Linked DNA regions of Mus musculus: all the other regions are linked to region 1. A link is a loop called in an ENCODE intact Hi-C map of the cell type or tissue named here. Cell type or tissue: heart. All regions are shown on one strand. Links, peaks and the distances in the headings refer to the core of each region. The heading gives the core; the rest is flanking DNA.

Region 1 (7,360 bases), core at 1,176-6,175:
TCACTGTAGAGTGAGGTCCAGGATAGCCTTGAACTCCCTGCAGCCCGGGCAGACCTGATGCTTGTGATCCTCTTGCCCCTGTGTCCCAAACGCTCCCCGGCTCTTTGGAGACTATAGGAAGGGAACATCGAACTCCTGTTTAGAAATGCTGTTTAGAAATACGAGTTTTCCAACGTATCGATCCCCTCTCAAGCACCCACGGCCAAGGCTTTTCTCTGCACTGGGCTGTTCTCCTTGAGCTCAGAACTGGTCTACTGACCCCAGGTCTGCAGCAGGCAAGCCCACAGCCGTCCACAGGCTGATGGCTCACACATTCTGATTCAAGAACTAAAACCACATGGAACCCTGAGATGTATCAGACTCCAACCCAGGACTCATCTTCCGAGGGAAGTTCACCTCCTCAGAAGCCAAGTAGAGACATCTGAGGGGTGGCAAAGTGATTCCTGAGCCAGCATCCTAGCAGCTCCTTACTGGAGTCCATGATGACTGTGTCTTGAGGCTCTTTGGGCTTCCTGCCTTCTCTGTGATCCTCGGGGTGCCTACAGCAACTACAGATTTCTGTCCGTGTTCTACAGATGGGAAAGCCCAGCCTCTTCCATCTATATAAAACAATGCAGAGGACATCATGCAAAAAGAGAAAGACCCAAGACTGTTTCTTTGATGTTTTCCTTTGCTGGCATGTTTTTTAAGAGACAGGGTCTCATAGACCCGGCTGGTCTCAAATGCCCAATAGAGTCATTGACTTTGAGCTTCCTCTCCCAAGTGCTGAGATTATGGTATGCACCACCTTGCTGCCTGGCATTTCTGTCTTTTTGTTTTTATGGGTTTTTTTGTTTAGTTTTGTTTTGGTTTTGTTTTTTGTTTGTTTGTTTGTTTGGTTTTTTTTGTTGTTGTTGTTTTGGGGTTTTTTTTGGCTATACAGGGTTTCTCTGTATAGCCCTGGCTGTCCTGGAACTCACTCTGTAGACCAGGCTGGCCTCGAACTCAGAAACCCGCCTACCTCTGCCTCCCGAGTGCTGGGATTAAAGGCATGCACCACCACTGCTCAGATTGTGTTTTATGCCTAGACTGTCCTTGAACTCACCACACAGCTCAGGTTGCCTTTGAACTCACGGCTGGCCTTCTGGTGGAGCTTCCTGAGAGCTGGAGTCACAGGCACGAACAAATGTGCCTAGATTTTGATGTTCCCTTACCACACAGTGATATACTGATGGTCGTTGGCTTTCCCCCACTCATAGCAAAGGTGCCAAACAGCTTTCCCAGCAGTCCATTAAGACAGCCTTGTCTTCTGTCTCCTCAAGGTCTCAAGAATAAGCCAGTCCCGAGTCCCAAGTTTGCTGTCTTACAGTAATGAGTTAGCTAAAGGCCCTGGCTTGGATGAGATCTGGAGACACAGGAAGGCCAGCTTTTTCCTTAGCACGGACAGTCAGGGAAGCAAAGGGGTTACTTATCCCCACTGTACCCTGTCAGCTCCAGACATTGGGAGAGCAGAGTTTGCTGTCACCTGGGCACCTGAGTACTTAGGACCTCAGTGGCTAGAACAGCTTCTAGGGCAGCTTTAACCCTTCTGTGGGGCACTCAGGGGGTCCTACACCTATGCCTCCTGCCTGGCTTCCTTTTCTAGTGTTTTGCCCCCGAGACAAGAATGACCAAACAGAGTGGCCCTGCCTTTCCCTGCTCCATTTATGGTGACTCTGACCACTGCTCTAGAGCAGGGAAAGACATTTGTTAACATAAGCTACTGGTTTTTTTTTTTTTCTTTTTTTTCCTTGAACAAGCGTTTAAGTCTCAGGTTCATTAGCCTTGAATCAATGGATTATAGGACATGAGGGGCTTCCTCTGAGAAACGCTTACAAACCATTCCTGTGGTTTTTCTTTTGTAGCCTAAGCTAGGCCATGAGAGGTACCCGAAAGTCCTATGAAGATAAGGGGCAGTTCCCGCAGCGATGGCTGCCTCCCCAGCTCCTTCCCAGAACAGGCCGACCCTGTTTCACTGGCCCCGAGGTGTCCTTCTTGGCCTCCTCCCACTGCCCTCAAAGGAGATGAAGCAGGGGTGGGCCTGCTTCGGCGAGTTTCACAATGACCCAGTTACTAAGGGAATCATTTGGAAACTGCAAAGGTTGTTTGGAAACCTTTAAAAGGCTGTTTCCTTTCCCAGTGCCTGAGCTGTGTAACTTGATACCGACCTGTCCTGCAGTGTCACAGAGCTGGAGTCTCACAGGCCGCCCATCTACAGACACCACGGCTTGGGAGAAAGAAAAAAAAAAAAGAGCAAGATGATTATCAGGACATCTTTTACCCTCTCAGCAGATTGGCAGTTCCTGCTCTGGGTTCTCTTAGTGAACTAAGGACTTGGCTACGCCCAGAAACCCATGGAAGTGTACAAATGTTCCAAGGTGGGGGGCTCCCTCCACCACAGAGCATGAAGCAGCAAAGCCCTGACCTCCAGAAGGTGCCCCGGAAGGCTTGTTTTCCTTTCAAGCCTGGAAGATTAATTTTCCTGTCACCCTTGTTTCAAAGAGCCTAGAAACAACACAAGGTGGGAAACCAACTCTGCACTTTTAAATCAGTGGACAACCTCATAGATAATCCTGTTTTCTCTTGGGAAAAAAAAATCTCCCTGCTTCAGGGTTTATCATAAAACTCCAGCAGTTTTGAGAACTTGTGCAAACACAGGCGGCCTATCACCCGTGCGTGTGTGGAAATGGGCACTTCTCTCTGTCAGTTCAAAAAGAGGATTAAGAAAAGCTGGCAGAGAGAAGCCACACAGATTTTCCCCCAGGGTCCAGAGATAGGGTGAGAGCAAGGACCCCCCATCCAGTAAAGACTCGGAGGTTTCAGCTTATATTAGGCAATTTGTCTCCTTCTGATAGCATTTCTGGTTGTTTATAAATGTTTATGCTAGTGAGCGGTGGAGGGGGCACCATGCACTTCTGTTTTATCCATAGGGTCTCTGAAATTAGAGACTGGCCACGGAGACTGGAAGTCGGAGGTAAATTTTTTAGGAGGAAGATTTTTCACACTAGCTTAATGTGATTTTTTTTTTGTAACTTTTTCTTAAATTCCTGAAAGACTTTTTAAAAAATCAAGAGAAATGATTGCTTTACTTTTGTTATCTTTGTGTGATCCACGAACCCACCCACCCTTGAGAACTTGCTGTAACTAAACGCCAAGCTGGAGGGACTGGGCCAACCGTCAGAAACCGAGACAGCGCAGGCGGGGCGCAGGCCAGGCAGGCGCTGGGCTCAGAAGAAAGGAACGTTCTCGCAAGCCCCAGCCCTCCTTGGTGCGCCTGGCCGGCTCACACACGGGAGCAATCCGGGTTGCTCCAGGCGAAGATCCGCTGGAAGTGAGCCGCCCCGGAGGGCGCAGGTGGGAAGGCCACCTGAGCTGCAGCTCGCTCCGGAATCCCGGAGCCAGACCGGTCGGACACCCCGCTGCCACCTCGCCGAGCCGCTGCCCCGAGACCCGCGCCGCCCCGCGCCTCCCAGCCCGAGGCCGCGCCCCGCCCGGCGCTCACCCGAGAAGTTGTCGAAGGCCGTAGGGATGTACTCGGTGGGGTAGCCGTTAGTGGTGTAGCTGACCACCAGGCTGGTCTTGCCCACCGCGCCGTCGCCGACCAGCACGCACTTGACGCCGCGTCCCTCGGCGCCGCCCGCGCGCCCCCGACCCCCGGACACCCCGGGCCCGCGCGCCCCGCGCCCCCCGCGCTCTCGGCGAGGCGGTACCGGCGGCGCCGCCGGCGGCTCGCAGCGGGCGGGCAGCGCCGGCCGGCCTTGCTGCGGGGCCATCGCGGGGCGGCGGCCGCGAGACCAGCTGCCACCGGCGGACAAAGGCGGCGCACGGTCCGCACTCGGCTGGGCGTCTGTGCCCGCGCGGCCGCGATGTGGCCGAGCCTGCTCCGCCAGGCTTCCCTGCGACACCGGCGGGCGGGGAAAGAGGCGGGTCCGGCGGCTCCTTCTTCTATCCGAGACCACAGCGCCCCCGTCTGCGCGCCGCGCTGGTGAACTACGCCGGCGCCTCGAAACGGTGCGGCTGGACTAGCTGGCTCCACCACGCCAACCCACGCGGACCCCGAGCTACCCCTGGCCCCTGCTGTGGGCTTCTCATCCCCCCACCCCCCTTTCCCGGCTCCTTCCCAAGCTTCCTTTCCTCCTCTTGCTCTCCAGTTCCTCCTGCCCTGCCCCCTCCTCCCCATCCTTCTGTTCCCCCTTCCCTCCCGGCTCTTTCTCTTCCCTCTCCTCCTTCTCCCTCCTTAGGTCGCCCCCTATTCTCTTTCTACTCCACAACCTCCTTTCCGCGGTCTCCCTCTCACCATGATCACCCTGCTTCTTCCACTCTTCCTGTTCCTCCAGCTGCCCTTGCTCCTCCACACAAGTGTCTTGGTTTGGAGGGGGAGAGTGCTGTGGGGCCTGCCTGCTTTTGCAGTCCCTCAGGAGAGATTATTGTCTTGATAGCCAGTCCTGATGAGTAGGACTTAAGTTTGATTGCAGACAAATGTATGATTTTTCTGTTAAAAATCATTGATTCTCATTTGGATGCAGGATACCACCCTTTGTTAGCGCTCCCTCTCTTTGGCATGCTGTGACCTTGTGTGTATTCATGGTCCAGCAAATTTCCTTACAGTCTTTAGTTAAGTGCAATTTTGGCTGCCGTAGTATTATCTGAAAAGCTAATTGTCTGTTCATTTTGTGCTGCCCTTTCTCTGCCTGGTCACTAATGCTTCTGATTTGCTTCTGGTGTAAGAAGAGCTGTGTGCTGTTAATATTAATATTATTTTGCTGGTGGTAAAGACAAGAGCTAGGGGCCGAGAGAAAGGGAGAGTGGTTAAGAGCACCGGCTGCTCTTCCAGAGGTCCTGAGTTCAATTCCCAGCAACCACATGGTGACTCACGACCATCTGTAATGGGATCTGGTGCCCTCTTGTGGTGTGTCTTAAGACAGCCAGTGTATTCATATAAATAAAATAAATAAATCTTAAAAAAAAAAAGACAAGAGCTAGTTAAATACTGAGCCTTTGTTATGTCCCAGATGTTGTTGTAACCATTCTGTCAAAACGAATTCCTTTAATATTAGCATTACTTATACCCATTTTACAGCCAGGACAACCTGAAGTACAGAGATGCTAAGTGACAGGTTTGAGTTCCATAAAGGAAATGACAGCGTCCTACCTGGGATCCTATATGCAACCATGCAGTGTGGCAAGTGAGACTTGCAAAGATGATGTGGCCGCAGAGATACAGAAGTGGGCCTGTCAAGAGGTAATTTCTTCAATCCCGAATGGGTGGCAGACTCACCCGTCATTCAGGGCCTTAGTGCTGTCAGCCTTTAAAGCTGCAATGCAAGCTGTTTTCGGGATGAAACCCTAGGACCTGACCAAAAATGACCTTGAGCACCTGGGAAATCAAAAGTCTCCCACACAGGATCTGAAGAACAGGAACGGGCTGTCTTGGAAATGGACTAAAAACCTGGTACACTCTCTCCTGCAGTGAAACAGAGCAGAGCAGCAAAAAGACTGGCAACTCCCAAGTTAGGACCGTTCGGCTCTCTTTTGCCCTTGGGCCACCTGAATTCCTGTGCTCTGTCTGATCAAGTAGGTAGATTTGTGTGTGCCTTCTGTCTCCTTGATGGTTGACACTACAATAACTTTTTGCAAAACCATTGCTACAGTATTGGTTTCTATATATGTCTGGCGCAAGCCTTTGCTTAGTGTTACTGCTAAGACCTGACAAAGTGGGCACATGATACTTTGTTTCTGTAGATGTTGCAAACTGTTTCTACTTTAATCATTGTGGATTGGGGCCATTATCCATTTTATCTATAACTTCCCAACATATGGAGAGTGGCCTTGAAGTAGCTGTGAATATTTTGGGAAGCAAGCCAAGAAAAATAAGGCTAGAGAGACATTTTGTTTGTGTTTAATGGGACATAGAGCCAAAGGAAGGGAGATTAGGGAGGAGGCATGGGAGCACTTTGCATGGTGGTGGTGGTGGGGGCGGGGGTGGTCAACGGAAGCCAAGAGCCTATGCTGCTGGCATGAACTGGAGCCTCTCCTGCTGGTGTGTAGTACACACTTCATGTCTCCTTCAGGACTGCAGACACAGCTACAGAGGTGTGGGAGCAGTGCCCAAGGCTGAAACTGCCACCCTCTGTACAAATCTTGGCAGCTTTATCTTCCCTCAGCACTGGAGGATCCAGGAGCAAAGAGCTGCTGAGCCTGGGATGAATGAAACTGAGAGTCCGACTGCTGCAGTGCCTTACCAACCAAAACCAAAACCAACCAACCAAACAACAACAACAACAACAACAACAACAAACCACTCATTGGTAGGCCCGGCATGCTCAGCTCTGTCTGCTCAGCATCAAGAATGTATCTGGAGGCAGGGGATGCAATTGTAAGTGTTGGTCTGAATCCCTATGTTTGTAAGGCAACAAGCCTGAAGTTGTCCCACAAAGCACAAAGTCTGTGTGTATCTCTTGATACTCATCCTGGAAGAGATATATCTCAAACTTGAGGGAGTCAGAAGGTTGGTGGCTAAAAAGTTCAAGAAGAGGAATAAGCACTGTAAAGTTGTGCCAAGTGGGTCTGATAAGAATACTACGTTTGGGTGGTTTTTGTTTGTTTGTTTGTTTGTTTGTTTATTCGTTTGTTTGTTTTAAGTTTACAGCTCTTGTTAGCTTTTATAATATGTAACTTATTTTGCTATGTTTATTTCTTTTGTTGTTGTTGTTCATTTGCTTTTTGTTTTGTTTTGAGACAGGATTTCTCTGTGTAGCCCTGCCTATCCTAGAACTCATTCTGTAGAGGCAGCTGTCCTCAGACCAGAGATCCACCTGCCTCTGCCTGCTGAGTTTTGGTGCCAAAGGCATGGACCACCATGCCTGACCCAGAATTTTAGTTTTTAAATTCTTATCTCCATGGGGGCCCTCTAGCCCAACTCTGACCATCCCTCAGGGCCCTAAAGGTCCCTTATGCTGTCTATGAAGCTGAACTGCACGTGTGTGCTTGTGTAGCCAGCCCTCTGGCTAATTAGCTTCCTCAAGTTGCTAGGACCCAAGCTGGTAGTTCCCACCCACTGGCAGTGTCTCCTTGAGTTCTAGGACCCAACCAATACCAGTCCTTACTCTCCTTTTCTACTGAGAGATAATGAGGAGAGAAAAAAATAATGAGAAGAACCTGTCAACACTTTTTGTGAGAGAAGATGGGAAATATCATGTGAATGAGCTGCTGTCAGACCATCCAGTAGGGTCTTGGCCAAAGTCATGACTGTCCATATCAGGAGGAAGAATTCCAACACAGGGCCCAGTTTGTGAGCACTGGCTCCTTACTTACAGACATCCCAATCTCACCCATCCTTCAT
Region 2 (7,360 bases), core at 1,120-6,119, 75 kb before region 1:
CCGCGTATCCTTCGCAGAGTTTATGATTCAATTAGAGAGAGATCCAGTGTGAAGTGCATGCAGGGCAGAGTTGGCCTAGGTCTAGCATGAATGATAGGCCCAGATGGCTGCCAGGTTCAGTCAAGGCACTGGCTATCTTCTCTGGAGTCATGCAGAGAGCGTTAAAGCTAAGAGAGTCTCTTAACTTTAGATTTTCATGAGGAGAGCTTGAAGGACATCCTCAGAAGAGCGTACATGTGTAGCATCCCACCGTCATGTGACTCTCCTACTGAATCTTTTTGTGTGTGAATTTTTTTAAAAAAGAACAATGACCAGAGAAGAAAGACAAAAGATGCCTCACAAGGGGAGACATCTTGGATGACGTGACGCCAAGTCAAAGCCTCACTCCTCTCCTGGTCAGCCCTGGACCCTCCCTGGCAGCATCTGAGCACGCAGGGTGCCAGATATCAGATATGTACGTCACCTGCTTTCCTGAGTGGCATTTCCAGTCAGCAGTCCCCAGCTTTACAGAACTCTAGTTTCTCCTCTGTGCCCCCTACTCCCTTCTCCCCAGGCAGAGGCAGAGACAAAGCTACTCCCCAGCACCAGGGCTGTGTTCATTCCCACCGTCCTTATCAGCAGCCGGGGAAACGGCCTGCTGTTCTGTACCACCCAGTTCACAGATCCATCTGTACAGCTGTCTAAACAAAACTGGGAGGAAAATCCTCATTTGTTTTTAAGAGAACTAGGAACATTAAAACTGAGCTGAATGCTGATTTTAGCATTAAAGTTTGGGGCTAAGGTGACAGAGAGCTGGGCAGGCTGACATGCTGTTGCTGAGACCCATTTAATGTTCTGGTTCTGTTGAGACACCAGAACACACTCTCTCTCTCTCTCTCTCTTTGTCTCTGTCTCTGTCTCTGTCTGTCTCTCTCTCTCTCCCTGTCTCCCTTCCTCCTTCCTTCCTTTCTTTTTTCTTTCTTCCTTCTTTTCCTTCTTTTCTTCTTTCCTTTCTTTCTTTCTCTCTCTCTTTCTCTTTGTCTCTGTCTCTCTCCCTGTCTCTCTCCCTTCCTCCTTCTTCCCTTTCTTTTTTCCTTCTTCCTTCTTTCCCTTCCTTCCTTTCTTTCTTCTTTCTTTCTTTTTTTCTTTCTTTCTTTCTTTCTTTCTTTCTTTCTTTCTTTCTTTCTTTCTTTCTTTCTTTCTTTCTCTCTCTCTCTTTCTTTCTTTCCTTCTTTCTTTCCTCCTTCCTTCTTCCTTTCTTTCTCTCTCTCTCTCCTTCTTTCTTTTCTTCCATTTTCTTCTAACTTGTCATCCACAGACCCAGATGTCTTGTCTCAAAGGCACCACTTGCGGAAGGACAGAGGGACAGGGTTCCCTTTTCTGTTTTGGCTCTTTCGAGAGCCCTTAAAACCAGGTTGGGAGGGAATCCTGTGACCCGCCTCCAGAAAATGAGGCTCACCCATGCCAGCACAACAAACTGGAGAGAGCCTCACGACCCGTGCTTCACACCACAACAGTCTAGACCTTCAACTTTTGAAGCAAATTCCATTCAAGGGCACTAGGCCGGAGTCTCAAAACTAGTGCTGGGCCTTCCTTGAGGGTTGTGAAGGGGAAACCAAGGCATAGCAAAAGCCAGGGCTATGTTTAGTTCTTCTCTCAAGGGCACACTTGGGGTTCACATGCAGTTTGGCAGCTCCTTGCTAATAAGCAGCAGGCATTTCAGTGGTTGGAGCGGTCAGCTCTCTTGGTTACAGGTGACAGAGCTCTCTAGAGCTAACAAAGTCACATGAGCTATCTCAGGATAGCAGTGACTCTCACAAGGGCTATCCCAGAATAGCAGTGACTCTCAGAATCCCAGAAGAGGCAAAACCAGGAACCCTGCAGGAAGTCTAATTACATGTCTCATGGCACAGGCTTCTCTGCTGGGACTTGTGAAGGAGTGAAAGGGGATTCATCTTTGAGACAGCGCATGGCCTTTCAAAAGGATGGCTAAAATAAGCCACAAGATGCTCCAACGTGAAGGCCACACTGGCCCTACCGATTTGGAACCAGCTACCACTCAGATCCTGCTTCCTGGGTCCCCTTGGACTTTGTTATGTCTAGATGACCACTCATGCCCCGTGCCCAGGCCACAGAGCAGAGTAAAATCCCTTGGCTTTTGAGACCCTCGCCGTGTCACTGTGTCCCAGCCTGGCTTCATGGTTCGGGCTCTGGGGACCGCTGTTTCCAACTGAGAGTCTTCTCAGACATGAAAAGCTCTGCCAGTCTTCCTGAAGCTGAAACTTGGGATAAGAGAGTATCTCAGACTTGGGCAGTCAGGACGTTTGGGAGAGCTGGGGCAGACATGCTGCCTTGCTGATGTGTTCCCACAGGCGTTCCGATCATTTCTTTGATCACTTCCTTTACCGTGATAGAGGTAGGAAGCTTGGATGCTCTGACTCTTGAAAGTCCTCATCAGTGCTAAGGGGAGCCAGGTGGGGAGGGTGCCCTGTGTCACTTGCCTGGAAAGCTGTCCCAAGCCCTGCCTGGAGTCAGCTCTACCCTCCTGTGGGCTCAGAGCTGGCCACTGCCAGGCAGGATGAGACTTGAGGGGCAGCAGCTCTCAGCACATTCGAGTGCAGGTAACTGGTCCAGTGTAGACTCCAGACTGTTGTTAGAGATGTCACTATGTCTGAGATGGGGCCGCAGGATTTGCACTTTAAGCCACTTCTCAGAGAAGCTCAATGAATTGTTCTGTCAGCTTTCTTTGGGGGAACAGATTTAGAATCACTCTGTACTATTCCAGCCAAGACCAGACACCAGAGACAAATAGCATGAAAAACTGTCTGGTTGTCCCAGGGACTCAGTGTGCTTTACTTCCTATATTCTGCTGCCTTGACATCTGGTTCTCCCTGGCAGTGGAGGGTGGCTCCTGTTATGGGACCAGTCCTAGACACAGTACAAGACACCTTCTCCTAGTCACTTGTCCTTGTCAGCCAGCACAGGAACCGGACCTACAGGAACCGCCCTGTGCCCCGGAGCCCTGAGCGTATCCTGTCGCTCCTTAAGTCTTCCCGGCAACCTGAGAGAAACTCTGCGCAGGCTTCCCTTATGTTGTGCCTTTCTCAGAGGACAAATGTGACAGTGTTTTAAACACGTTAGACTTCTAAGCTCTTGGAACAGCGCCTGGCTCCCAGAGAGGGTTAGGTCAGTATCTATTAGTATTCTCATTTCGCTAATGGGGAGAAAGAGGCAGAAACAGCATTAAGTCACTTGCCAGGATCCCCAGTTCCCTTTGAGCTGGATGGACGCCACCTTCCAGCTACAGAGCTGGCATTTTATTTAACACAGCAGAGAAAGGCACCACAATTGTGTTTAACGACACGAATCATCAGGTTTCTCTTGACTTTCCTGGTGTAATACCCACCATAGCAGATGCCTGTTAGAAAAACAAAGCAGGCAGGTTTTGTTTTGGTCAAGTGGCTTGGCTGTAGACCAGAATGCCGCAGCCTGTCCCAGGCCCTGGGCAGTGAAGGGTGGTAAGGCTGGGGGAGTGTGGGCAGTGGCTAGGACGAGGGGTTCTAAGCTGATGCGCAAAGCCCTGCTGAGAGACTGAGCATTGACTCCCAGCAGCCAGCCGGTGGGGCGCTCGATTCATTGTGCCGTTCAGGGCTCACTGATCAGCTGGAACCTGGGGCTTATAACCTCTGGCACGGAGCTCTGTGGTCTACACAGAAACAAACCGAGGAAGGCCCAGGCTCCTGAGGGAATTGACAGCATCTGGTGACTGATGAGAACTGAGAGGCCAGAGGAGGGGGTGGGCGATCCCTCCATGCCTCCCTCCCTTCCCTAAGAGCTGAGTTAATCAGAAATGGAATTTCTCTTTCCTCCGCTTCTCCCCCTACTTCAAGCTTAGCGATGAGTTCATTTTAAGACGCAGCTTGCCTGGCACATCTCGGCTTCGAAAGCTTCCACTCTCCCTAAAGATGCCATCCGTGTGGGCAGATTCAGGAAGGTGCAGATCGCTGACGCCTAGCATCTGGCTCAGAGCAGCTTCTACGGGTGCAATACACCCTCAAGTCTCACACTTGCTCTCCTTCACAGAGACATCCCAAGGGCCCTCGAGGGGCTTAGTCTGGAATTTGGCTTTGTTGCAATTGTCCAGCTCGAGCAGCAGAGACCTGGAAACTGGCGGGCATTCAATAACTGCTTCTCTTCAATAACATGAACGCTCCATGCAATACACCTGCAACATGCGCCCCGTAATTGCTCATCTTGTCTTTAAGACTGTGTAATACATTCTTCCCAGACTACTTGCACGGTGTTATAAACATGCTTAGATATTTTCAATTATCCATAGATCTGTTAGTTAATGAGTCCTAATTTGCTAAGCACGGAGACACAGATAGTTCTGAGCCATTACAGATAAGTTTGCTTCATGGTATGGCTGCAGATGCTCTGAAGGGATCCATTTTGACCGTGTTTGGATATTCTTATCTGTCTATCTGTTTATCACTCTGTCCACCAGCTTCATTTCCAAACAGGAGTCCCCAAGTGAAGAGTTAATCTGTATTCAACTATGTCATCCAGGGACAATAAGTTCAGCATGCTCACAAGCTGGGTATACTCATGAGTAATATTACTGTTAACTGCTCCCAACAGCAGCGCCTGGTACAACCCCCTTCCCAACACATACACACACACGCAGACACATATAGACACATAAACACACACACTGACATACACAGACACACACATATACACACATACACACACACAGAGATACAGACACACACAGACACATAAGGACACATAAACACACATAGACATATACAGACACATACATACATATAGACACACAGACACATACACACTGACACACATACAAATGCACACATGCACGCTCACACGGACCCACAGGCTCCTCCCTAAACATTTAGTTTCCTTTGCAAGACCACCTACCAAGTACCGCTGAGACCTGCTGAGACCTCACCCTATGGCAAATGCAAACATCCGAGTGGCTGCCAGTGTTTTTTTTTTTTTTTTTTTTTTTTAACCTCCTTTCTTCTCCTCTTTTCTTTGGTTCTTCACCAAAAAGCAGCTTGGGTTAGAGAGAGCACAGGTGCTTCTGTGACTTGGTGCCTTTTACTGCAAAGCAAGGTTTCCGCTCCTTTCTTCAGAGGATGCCAGTATTGAGAAGGGAGCTGCTGAGCCACTGGAGGCCATCAGAGGAAGAGTCAGGGTCATGGTGCCCATACCTACCTGCAGCCTAGATATGTGATGGACGGAGGCCAGACACCGAGGCAGGCTGTGTGGTTGGCTTGCTTTTACCCACACCTCTAGTACAGCCCACAGTGGCGATTCTCAAGGCAGAAACAGTTCATCGGGGACCATTTACAAGGTGAGTCTTCCGTTGTGTGGGCTAGAAACATGGCCATGTGCTGCTCAGGTGAGCTCTTACATCTGTCCAGCCAATGGTCTGGACCTTCAACCCTGAGGAGAAATGGTTAGAGTTCCATTTCCTGCGTCCCTCACTTGGACCCCTGTGATGGTCTCAGCAGCCCCCTCACTTACAGCAGCTTCCCACTGGGCCTGTCACTTGCCTGTCACAGAGTCCAGGGCTCTCTCAGGTTTGTTCCACAGCTCCACCGCCTTTAAGGACTCACGATGTCCCTCCTCAAGACCTTTCAATAGATAGACTCTTTTTCCTTCTAGAAGGTTCTCTGTCTTCCACACCCTGACTCTACCATTGTTTACTTCTCTGATCACCCAGGTTTTAATTCCCAGCTTCAATTTGAAAAACTTTCCAGGGTGGGTCACAACACAAGCCGCCATTCTCTCGTCTTTCACTACACACTGCCCTCCAGAACAGGCGCGGGAGGGCAGACGACTCAGACATTGCTAGGTAACAGACTCCTAGGGATAAACAGATAATAATCCTGTGTAAAAGAGAAACCTTCAGATCAATGAAAGCGTTCTGGACAAAGACCGGCAACCGTGAGGAGAGTCACAGGTCTCGGGTGCTGGTGAGCGTGAGGAGGTACAAAGTTGGAACCCTAGTTTGTGACCCCCACGGATGCTTCCCGCATGGCTGAGGAGATGAGGCGTGAAGAGATCGATGGCCTGTTTGTGGACACTTGATGTGTAAACATGTAGTTCTGAGACATCAGTAACTAAACTGGGTAGACTGGAACTGTTTTGGGAGCCAGGATTTTATGTGTAGTTGGCGTCGGGCTGGTATAAATTCACAGTGCAGGGTTTTCATTTTAGGGTGTAAAATGTAATCCCCATGGAAACCTCAAAAAATAGCTACAGACTATATACATATGGAAATGAGAGGGACTGAAGAGGCTCAGTAGGAAAATATCAGCCTCATACCACTGTAATGTAGAAAAGGAGACACCAAACCCCAGCAAGACAGAGAGACAGAGAGCAGAATGTCAGAAGTCCCTGCATCCTCGACAGGGGTCTTCAAACGTGAGTGGATTAGATCATCCAATCAAACAATAGAGACTGGCAAAGTGGACAGGCAACTCAGAGTCCAACTGTTTGCTGCCTACAAACGACTGACGGTCCAAGGCCACGCTGTGGGCTAAAGTGAAGGAACAGGAAAGGGTGTTCCTCGCTCGCAAGGATGAACAGAATGGGCAGAGGGAGTCCTTCAGGAAAGTCTTTGAATCCAAATCTTGTTTGAAAAGGATTATAGGGACAATAAAGACATTTAAACTAGTGAAAGGTTCAATCCAGAAAGTGGGTGTTACAGCTAGGGGCCTAGGAACCTAACTGGCCATGAGAAATGAGAAAAGCAAAACCCTTCAGGTGGAAGGGAAATGCCTCCTTCCATGCCAATGGCACAGAAGCACGAGGAGACTCCTTTCTCTTTCTCTTTTTGGCTTTTTGAGATAGGGTTTTCCTGTGTAGTGTTGGCTGTCTTGAAACTCTCATTCTGTAGATCAGGCTGGCCTCAATCCACCTGCTTCTGCCTCTGGAGTACTGGGATTGAAGGCATCTGCCACCACAGCCCAGAGACCTTACTATCCAACTCCCCACAAGTTCTGGAACAATTGATGGAGTAAGGAATCGAGTTGTGAAACCACAGATACTCAGCTAGAGCTGGCGGAGCTACCACCCAATAGTAGCGTGAACTGGGGATTTTGTATATGCTTATAAATTCACAGTACAAGGTTTTCATTTGGGGTGGAAAATGTAACCCCATGGAAACCACAAACAAACAAACAAACAAACAAACAAAAAACCAAACCAGCTACAGACTACAACACAGGAGGCTCTGCCCAGCAACACCAATATAGGTCACAAGAGAAACCCCAGTAGACTCTTAAAAGATCCATATCCTAACAAGAGTCTTGTCTGCAATGAAGCTAGAAACAGCAACAGAAGAAAA
Region 3 (7,360 bases), core at 1,120-6,119, 63 kb before region 1:
GCAGTTAGAGAAACTACTTCCTTCTCCAGCTGTCTCTAATCCCTAAGTACTCTGGGCTCTTTCCTGGCCAACCTGTAGGGGCGGTTCCTGGGAGGTGCTGTGTGGGAGAGGGAGGCGCCTTTGTATCTGCCTAGCCCCAGCTCCTTTAACACCCTTTTCGACTCTCAGTCTCCAGTAAGGGTGTGGTCAGGGCTTCTGTTATCGATGACAATGGTTCTCACTCATGACAGCTCTGCTGGTTCCACTGCTCTTTCCTAAACTTTGGCTCCTGAGAGACCTTAGCTCCTTTGCCCTTCCCCAGCTTTAAGCAGTCTTGGGATTGCTTCCTTGCCTGCTTTAATCCATCAAGCAGAAGAGACCTTTGCACTCGTGTGTCTTTGAACAAGAAACAGGAGCGGGGCTCCTACCTTGGCCAAGCTGAGCCTGGCTGAGCAGCTGAGCGTGGGAAGGGCTCACGGCGGCTCCATCTTCCTGACGAAAACGATTTTCTCGCCTTTGTATTTTCCCATCAGGGTGAAAAAGACTTGTTTTCAGAGGAATGAGGCTCCTCCCACCCCCACACACTTTAAAGCTCATTTGAACACAATGGTCTCTAAAATAGAAAAAAGGCACCCACAGAAATAATTTTAGGGACAGATGCCACTCTGAGACAAAGGAAGTGACCCAGTTTCCCCCAGTGCATTTGACTAAGAGCAGGATGTTATTAAGGTCGTGGTACTGTTAATGGCAAGACTTTGCTGTAAATACCCCTATAAATGTTTCTTTTCCACTTACATATATACTAAGATGTTGGAGACAGAGATTTGACTCTGTAATTGACCGCTGTTAGACCCGGTACCTCAGCCACCTTAAGCAGAGGTCAGTCTGCCACACAGCCAGCCTGACTGCCAATGGGGCAGCCCAGTTGCTTTGAATGTTGCAGGGATTCCTCAAGGAAGCTACACTTGACCCTAGCTGCTTGCCACAGACACCTAGCTCCAGCTCCAGATGGCACCATTGCAGCCACGACCATTCTGTAAAGCAGCTGACAGCATTGTGGCAGCCATTCTGCAAAGCAGCTGTACTGAAACTCTCGGCCACCATAGCCTGTGTGAGCTCCAGCAGCCTTTCACCAGGCCATGAGGGGAGAGTGTACCCTGTGTCCCACAGGAGCCATGTGATTGGTACAAGCACAACCCCATAAAGGACCACCATGATTGGTGCAAACACCCTCGTCAAGCAGGCTGTCTGGCTCAACTTTCAGGAAGACACTCACTTGTCAGTAAGACACACACACACACACACACACACACACACACACACACACCCCTGTTCCCGGTGTTGTAGCATCAGCAGTGATGGAGAGAAATATCATCCTAAGAATCTTTGAAAGTCGCCCCCAAGTGATGTCATCTCAATTTGACAGCACAGTGAAAAATCTCAAGGCTTGAAGAGTTGTGGGGAGTGGCAGCTGTGGCCAGCTCTGCAGGCCGAAGTCTGATGGGCCATGACTTCCTGTCAGCCACTATCAGATACAGTCACTCTTCTCTACAGCAGAGTCTGTGGTCACCTCTGTGGGCTCACCCAATCAACAGGCCGTTCCATCTTCTCCACTGAACACCCGCTGGTGTTCTCTGGTTCAGTTCGGTCCTGATTCTGTCCACCTGGAGGTGGTGTGAGACCCACAGGCTGTGCCCTCACCCTTAGACCACAGCACCTTACACACCAGTTGAAAGTTTCCTGTCTTGCCCGAGCTTCTGGTCAGCAGCTCTAAGCAAGGAGGGGGGGGGTGTCACACCCTCAACTTGGGTTTGATTAATTTGATAGGGAACTCAGAGAAGCCCTTGCTTACTTTCATTCCTTTCTGGGGTGTGGGGGGAGAGAAGAGCATTATGAAGAATATTACTGAAAAGATGCTGAGGTCAAGGTAAAAGAGAAGAAGCAGAATTCCAAGGAGTCTCCCCTTCTGGTGGAAACTGCCACTGTCCAGCCATGGAAGGCACCGGGAACCTGTTTTTGGATGTTAATGGAAGTTCCATTGTGCCATTGGGATGGGTAACACCCCTTGGACCGGTGACTAATAGGTTAGGGTTGGAATCCAACTTACAGATCCATGGTTGGTTCCCTTGGCAACCAGCTTGGCCAAAGCATTGATGGTACTCTGTGTGTGTGTGTGTGTGTGTGTGTGTGTGTGTGTGTGTGTGTGTGTGTAGGGGGGTGGGGTGAGCATGCTTCATCAGAACAAAAGACATGCCTTCCATTCATCAATCAGGAACTGACTAGGGCTCAGAAGCCCTGTGTCAGGGCCTAGAATGTAGACCACACATATATTTTTAAAAAATTATTATAGAATTGCAAAAACATGTGTGCACATGTAGGCATGCACACATGTATACAGGCACATGCATGCGTGTGCATGCTTGCATGTACATCCAAGCCTCTACATAGGTAGCTCTGGATTGAGGGGCCTTTGAAGAGTTTCATGGGGGGCTTTGGGCTGGGCGTTTTCTGCTTACGACTGGGCCTGCAGGCTGACGTGTCAGTCATACTTGGTCAGGTGGTTCTCAAGTGCCTTTTGCCCACTCACTGGCCCTGAGCCCTTCGACATGGTAAGAGAGGACTCACGAGGCTATCCTGACCCCTCCCACCGTGGGCACTGAGCTCTGCCCAGCGTCGTGGCCCAGCTCCTGTGTTGGACCCACACTATGCAAGCAGCGAATAGCCAGAGGTCTGGACTGGAGCAGCCAGCACACTGTAAGACGGGAGCCATGGGCCCTGTTCTGCTGACTCTGTGGCATGCGTCCCGATCAAGTTGCTCAAGCCCTGAGATTCAGCGCCTTCACCTATGCTCTGGAACTGAGAATACCTTATCCCTGACCCTGTGGCTGAAGAGGTAAGAAGAAATAGAGCACAGGGTGGAACAGACTGAGCCATGGAACTGGGAGAAAATGGGGCCTGGATACCTCCTGTCCCCTGCCTGTGCCAGGTCAGGTCATTAGAGCAGTGACTGTCCCACACTGGGAGGAAGCCAGGAAGACACAGAGACCTCAGATCTCCCAAGCTATCTTTTCCAGTGAGTGTCTGTCTGGTAATGGCTGTCATCATGAGCAGGCTGACGTCCCGAAGGGACAGTGAGTAGGCAGGCCTGTGTGGAGGGGGCAGGAGGCCATGGTCTCCACTCAGTGCAGTTGGAGCTGAGTGACCCCAGGGGAGCACTCGGCCTTGAGGATAAAAGCAGCCGGTTCTCTCTGCCCAGGGTTCTAGTACCCTAAGCTCCAGGACTCCAAACAAACCCACAGAGAGTGTTTCTAACAAGAGGAGAATGGACTGGCTTGGCCCTGCCCTACCCTCAGATGATAGGAATGCCTTACATCAGGGTCACTGGGCTGTGTTCTCTGGCCAGCAGTGAGTCACCAGTCCCTGAGGTCATTTTGGCTCCAACTCAAAGTAAACAGGGCATTGAGCAGCGTATCAGGTGAGAAGTGAAGGTTGGAGGGGAAAGGGGAGGGGGAGGGGAGGGGGTGGGGAGGAGAAGGGGAGGAGGAAGAGAAGGAGGAGGGGAAGGGGAGGGGAGGGGGAGCAAGAGAGGGTGGAGGGGAGGGGTGGGGAGGGGAGGGGAGGGGAGGGGGAGGTGGGAGGAGGAATGTGTGAAAGGAAAGAGAAGGAGCAAAGCCAAGCTGCTGAGACAGCCCAGTGACAGGGTGGGCATCCCCTGGCCAGGCCCAGTCAGCAGTGACAGACTAAGGCCTGGTCCTCACTGTATGCTTGGGCCAGTGTGCTCAGCGGTTTGCAGAGGGAATGTGACCAGCAGATTCCCCAAGACTTTCTTCTCCTTTGTGCCTGTACCGATTATTTCTCTATCCACCTTGCTTCCTTTGCAGGGGCAAATCTGCAGGGAACCTAAAACTGCCCCACATCCAACCCCCCCTCCTTGCATTAAAGTCTTCACTCTTTAAAGTGCGGGCCCCTGGGTTCTCCTGAGGCTCAGAGGTTCAGCATGGTCCTGTATGTATGATTCTATCCCTATCTCTGATTAACAGGCAGGTCCATTTCACCCAGCAGATGAGGCCCAGAGGCAGGAGCAGCAGCCTAGCCTCAGCTCCCTGTTAACCTTCCAGCCCTCTGATTTCCCATCTCTGAGACACCTGTGGAGCCTGATTCCCCCACCACCGTGCATGAGGGACATCTTGCTAGGAGGCCAGGTTTCTGTACCCTCTGTCAGAACCCGTAGGCCTCCTGCCCTGAAGAGGCCCTGTCATGCACCCAACTTCTGTTGGCAGGAGCATCTTTCCCAGCATTGGAACCCCTTGAAGGTTCACAGGACCCACACGTCACAGAAGGGTACAACCAGTTCCCAGGATCCCCACAGGACAACTGAACAAAAGGCCAAGATTGTCCTGGAAGTAACCTGTTGACCCGAAACCAGCATTCTGTTGGCTTCTCTTTGACGTGAGGGTTTATGGGAATCTCTGTCTCTTAACGCACATCTTCAGCACTGCTGAAGGCCTTTGCCATGGGAACTTCCACTTCCCACACCCATTGTGAGGTAGGCCTCAGCCTCCAGAATGTAGCCATTCAGGAAAGCAAAACGCAGCTCCAAGAAATCGGGAGAGCACAGTTGTCCCCAGCTGTCGCCTTGCCCCTCCTCCTGCTGATGCTGTTTGTGCCATGGGGCGTCTAGCGATGTGGGATCCCAGCAGGGGAGCTTCTCACTGCTGCTGGGTGGTCCTGACACCCACCCCAGTCCAAAACAAATGGAGGCCAAAATGACCTGTGACTACCCAATAAAACACCACGTGTGCTCATTAGCCGCACCACCACGTGGAACTGTGTGCTCCTGTTAACACCAGGGGCCTCTGAGAAACTGCGCTGAGCCTGCCAAGCCTTCATCAAGCAGACCGAAACCCAAGGGTGAGTGTGTGCCTGGATACAGGCCATTCTTACTGCCTGGCAGGGCCTTGGGCTCTAGGTCATTAAAAGGCGCCCAGCTTATCAGGACCTTTGAGCTGACAGAAGCTGAGAGGAGGAACAGGGAACAATGGACTGGATTACTGCCCCTGGGGAGTCTCCCTTTTCTGGAAGAGACAGACAAAGCTGAGCCTAGCGAGGAATGTACAGAACCCTGACCTTCCTGCTCCACGTGTCCCACACACTCACATCCAGAGTTATGGCTGGGTAGGCATTGTAGTGGGGACTTGTGGCACTACAGGCCCCACGAGCGAGCCCCAGTGCTTGGGTGTGGGATGTTAGATTGGAAAGCCGAAACCTCAACAGTGCGTACCAGGTACAGGCCTCCTGGGAAGAGGCTGGAGCCTCACTGAACAGGCAGGAAGGAAGTCGGGTATCAAGGTCTTGCCACGTGGAACACGCACCCTACCACGTACCTGCGATTTGGCAAACCTACAGTAGCAGTGACACTGTCCCAGGTTATCACTGGCGTGTGGAATTTGGGTTGGTTTTGAAGGACAGTCAGGATCTAAGCAGCAGCCTACAGGAACAGCCCTGGAGGCTCTTCGCATAGAAAGATTTGTCGGACCGTAGAGCCTAGAAGTGGGAATACAAACATTAGCAAGACTCGGGACTTTATTTAGGGAAGAAGAGGACATGAAACTTGCAGAATTTTACCTTTTTTTGTGTTGTGTTCTGTTAAATTGGCCTAAAACACCAGAAGTAGGCACGGTGTGCTCTAACGAAGCAGGGAAGTAGTCCTTCCTATTAGAAGACAGGCATTGTTGTATCAAGTTCAATAAAACTTGGCCAGCGGAAAGTTCGAAGTAAACATGGTCCAAATTGTTGCTGATCATTGTCAGCTCCCTTTCAGTCACTACAGCAGGCTAAAAATGAAGTGACGCAGAAATCCGCATGGCTGGCTGAAGGAAAGGCATGTACACCCATCCAGAACCTTCTAGAACCTTCCGAGAAGCCTGGCCTGAAAGGCTATGGCTACCGCTCTCCCCAGCTGCCTTCCTGGGCCTTCCTTCTCTGAAGTATGCCTACATTTTCACTCTCATCAAAACTCTCCCAAAGCATCTGAGGATCAGCACACCCTGACCATGTGCGCAGCTCCAGGGCCTGACCTGAGGTGACCACTAAACCCCCTCACATTACTGAGCAGCCTTGTGTCGACCTTCACACTGGCTTCTCCCCATACTCAGGACACCACAGCCACTCTCGCCTGGCTTAGCTGCTGTGTGCTAGAAATCTTTGGTCAAGAAGCAACATACCCCCAAAAATGTCTTGTAGGCTCCATGAACATGTACACTGAAGGAAACTCAACAATATAACAGACTGTCCAGCAACGGAGAGCCTTGTCCTTTCCCATTAGGACTCTGTAAGTAAAGTTGTCTAAGGCACACAAGCTGGGAAAGTGCCAAGAGTTTCTGGCTTGGAGACCTCCATTAAGCTGTTCAGCACTGAAGCCAGGCCAGCAGCTTCTCTGGTGGCTATGCCGGGTGTGGGCTGGGGAGATGTCATCTCAGGTAACCCGTCCCTGGAAGCGATCCTAGCATCTCTCTTGGAAATTCCACTGCACATATGCCGGGCTTTCAGGATCTCCTTCCAGAAAATACAAGCCAGGCTCTACCAAAACAACACCAAAGCTTATCCCTCCTGCCTCAGAGTTGCAACAGCTATGTCATGTGCAAAGGTCCTGCGCCTCCTTCTGAAGCAGGGGAGGAGGACAGGTAGGATGGGTTGTGTCTTCACTTGATACCGAAGCATAAGTCATTCCTCGAGCAGCCCTGTACTGCCTCAGCATGAGACCCACTAGTCAGAAGACAAAGTCAGGACCCACTAGTCAGAAGACAAAGAAGCCAAACATAATGGTCCAGAGCGGTCTCTGACTTCTTTGGGGGCAATGTCTTGCCATATGCACACACATGCATGCATACACACCCGCTTGTATGAGTACATATGCTTTTATATACACTTGTGTAAGCACAAGGAAGCATGCAGCATGCTCTCTCTTTTTCGAATCCTCCTGCAGTCTGAACACACCCATGCACATGTACAACATGCACATTCTTACTACAAAAGCACACGCCCTCACGCAGGTGAGTGTTCTGCTAGTGTTGAACCCAACCGAGGAAGTAACGGAGACAGAGGTGTAGGCAGAAGGTACAGCAGCATCTACGGAAGTAATCTATCTGCCAGTATGCGTTGAGTTGGCTGGGCCAGCTAATTCCCATTGACTGGATTGATAAACGTCTACGGCATTAATGGGGATACCTTCGGGCCTGTGAGCTTGCAGAGCAAAGTGACTGAAGAGGGAAGGCCTTTCTTCAGTGTGGACAGCAATAGCCTATGACTAGAGGTTTGAGTGTTGGGGAATATTGAACTGCCCAGCTAGCTCCATGACTGGTGCTCTTGAGATTCTCAGGCT

Evidence for each region. Peaks named below come from ENCODE experiments on the same cell type or tissue, not always from the same donor. Only the 100,000 strongest peaks of a DNase experiment are listed, where the experiment ranks them.
Region 2: it touches region 1 in a loop (3-fold over the local background); 9 of 42 quality-filtered maps call a loop at or near these places.
Region 3: it touches region 1 in a loop (2.2-fold over the local background); 10 of 42 quality-filtered maps call a loop at or near these places.

What each region holds. Positions count from the first base shown.
Region 1 is chr8:123,650,377-123,657,736 of GRCm38, reverse strand. It overlaps Rhou (ras homolog family member U), which reads right to left and starts at 3,808. Exons shown (of 3, transcript NM_133955.4): 1 at 3,521-3,808; 2 at 2,187-2,245. The coding sequence starts at 3,791. It overlaps Gm35930 (a long non-coding RNA gene), which reads right to left. Exons shown (of 2, transcript XR_388158.1): 2 at 5,902-6,216. Gm35874 (a long non-coding RNA gene) reads left to right here and starts at 5,001. Exons shown (of 3, transcript XR_388157.3): 1 at 5,001-5,260; 2 at 5,489-5,592; 3 at 6,167-6,711. In heart, for the core only: CTCF peaks have their summits at 3,982 and 4,929 (motif pointing left); DNase peaks (open chromatin) are centred at 2,006, 3,286, 3,466 and 3,996; H3K4me3 peaks cover 3,322 bases; H3K27ac peaks cover 3,395 bases.
Region 2 is chr8:123,725,807-123,733,166 of GRCm38, reverse strand. No RefSeq gene overlaps it. Among named protein-coding and RNA genes, the nearest start is that of Gm39278, 3.8 kb to the right of the region's middle. In heart, for the core only: a CTCF peak has its summit at 3,592; a DNase peak (open chromatin) is centred at 3,626; H3K4me3 peaks cover 768 bases; H3K27ac peaks cover 3,079 bases; H3K27me3 peaks cover 284 bases.
Region 3 is chr8:123,713,667-123,721,026 of GRCm38, reverse strand. Gm36059 (a long non-coding RNA gene) reads left to right here and starts at 2,581. Exons shown (of 2, transcript XR_388162.1): 1 at 2,581-2,872; 2 at 4,020-4,796. In heart, for the core only: no CTCF peak of the experiment used is centred there; DNase peaks (open chromatin) are centred at 3,376 and 4,876; H3K27ac peaks cover 3,957 bases.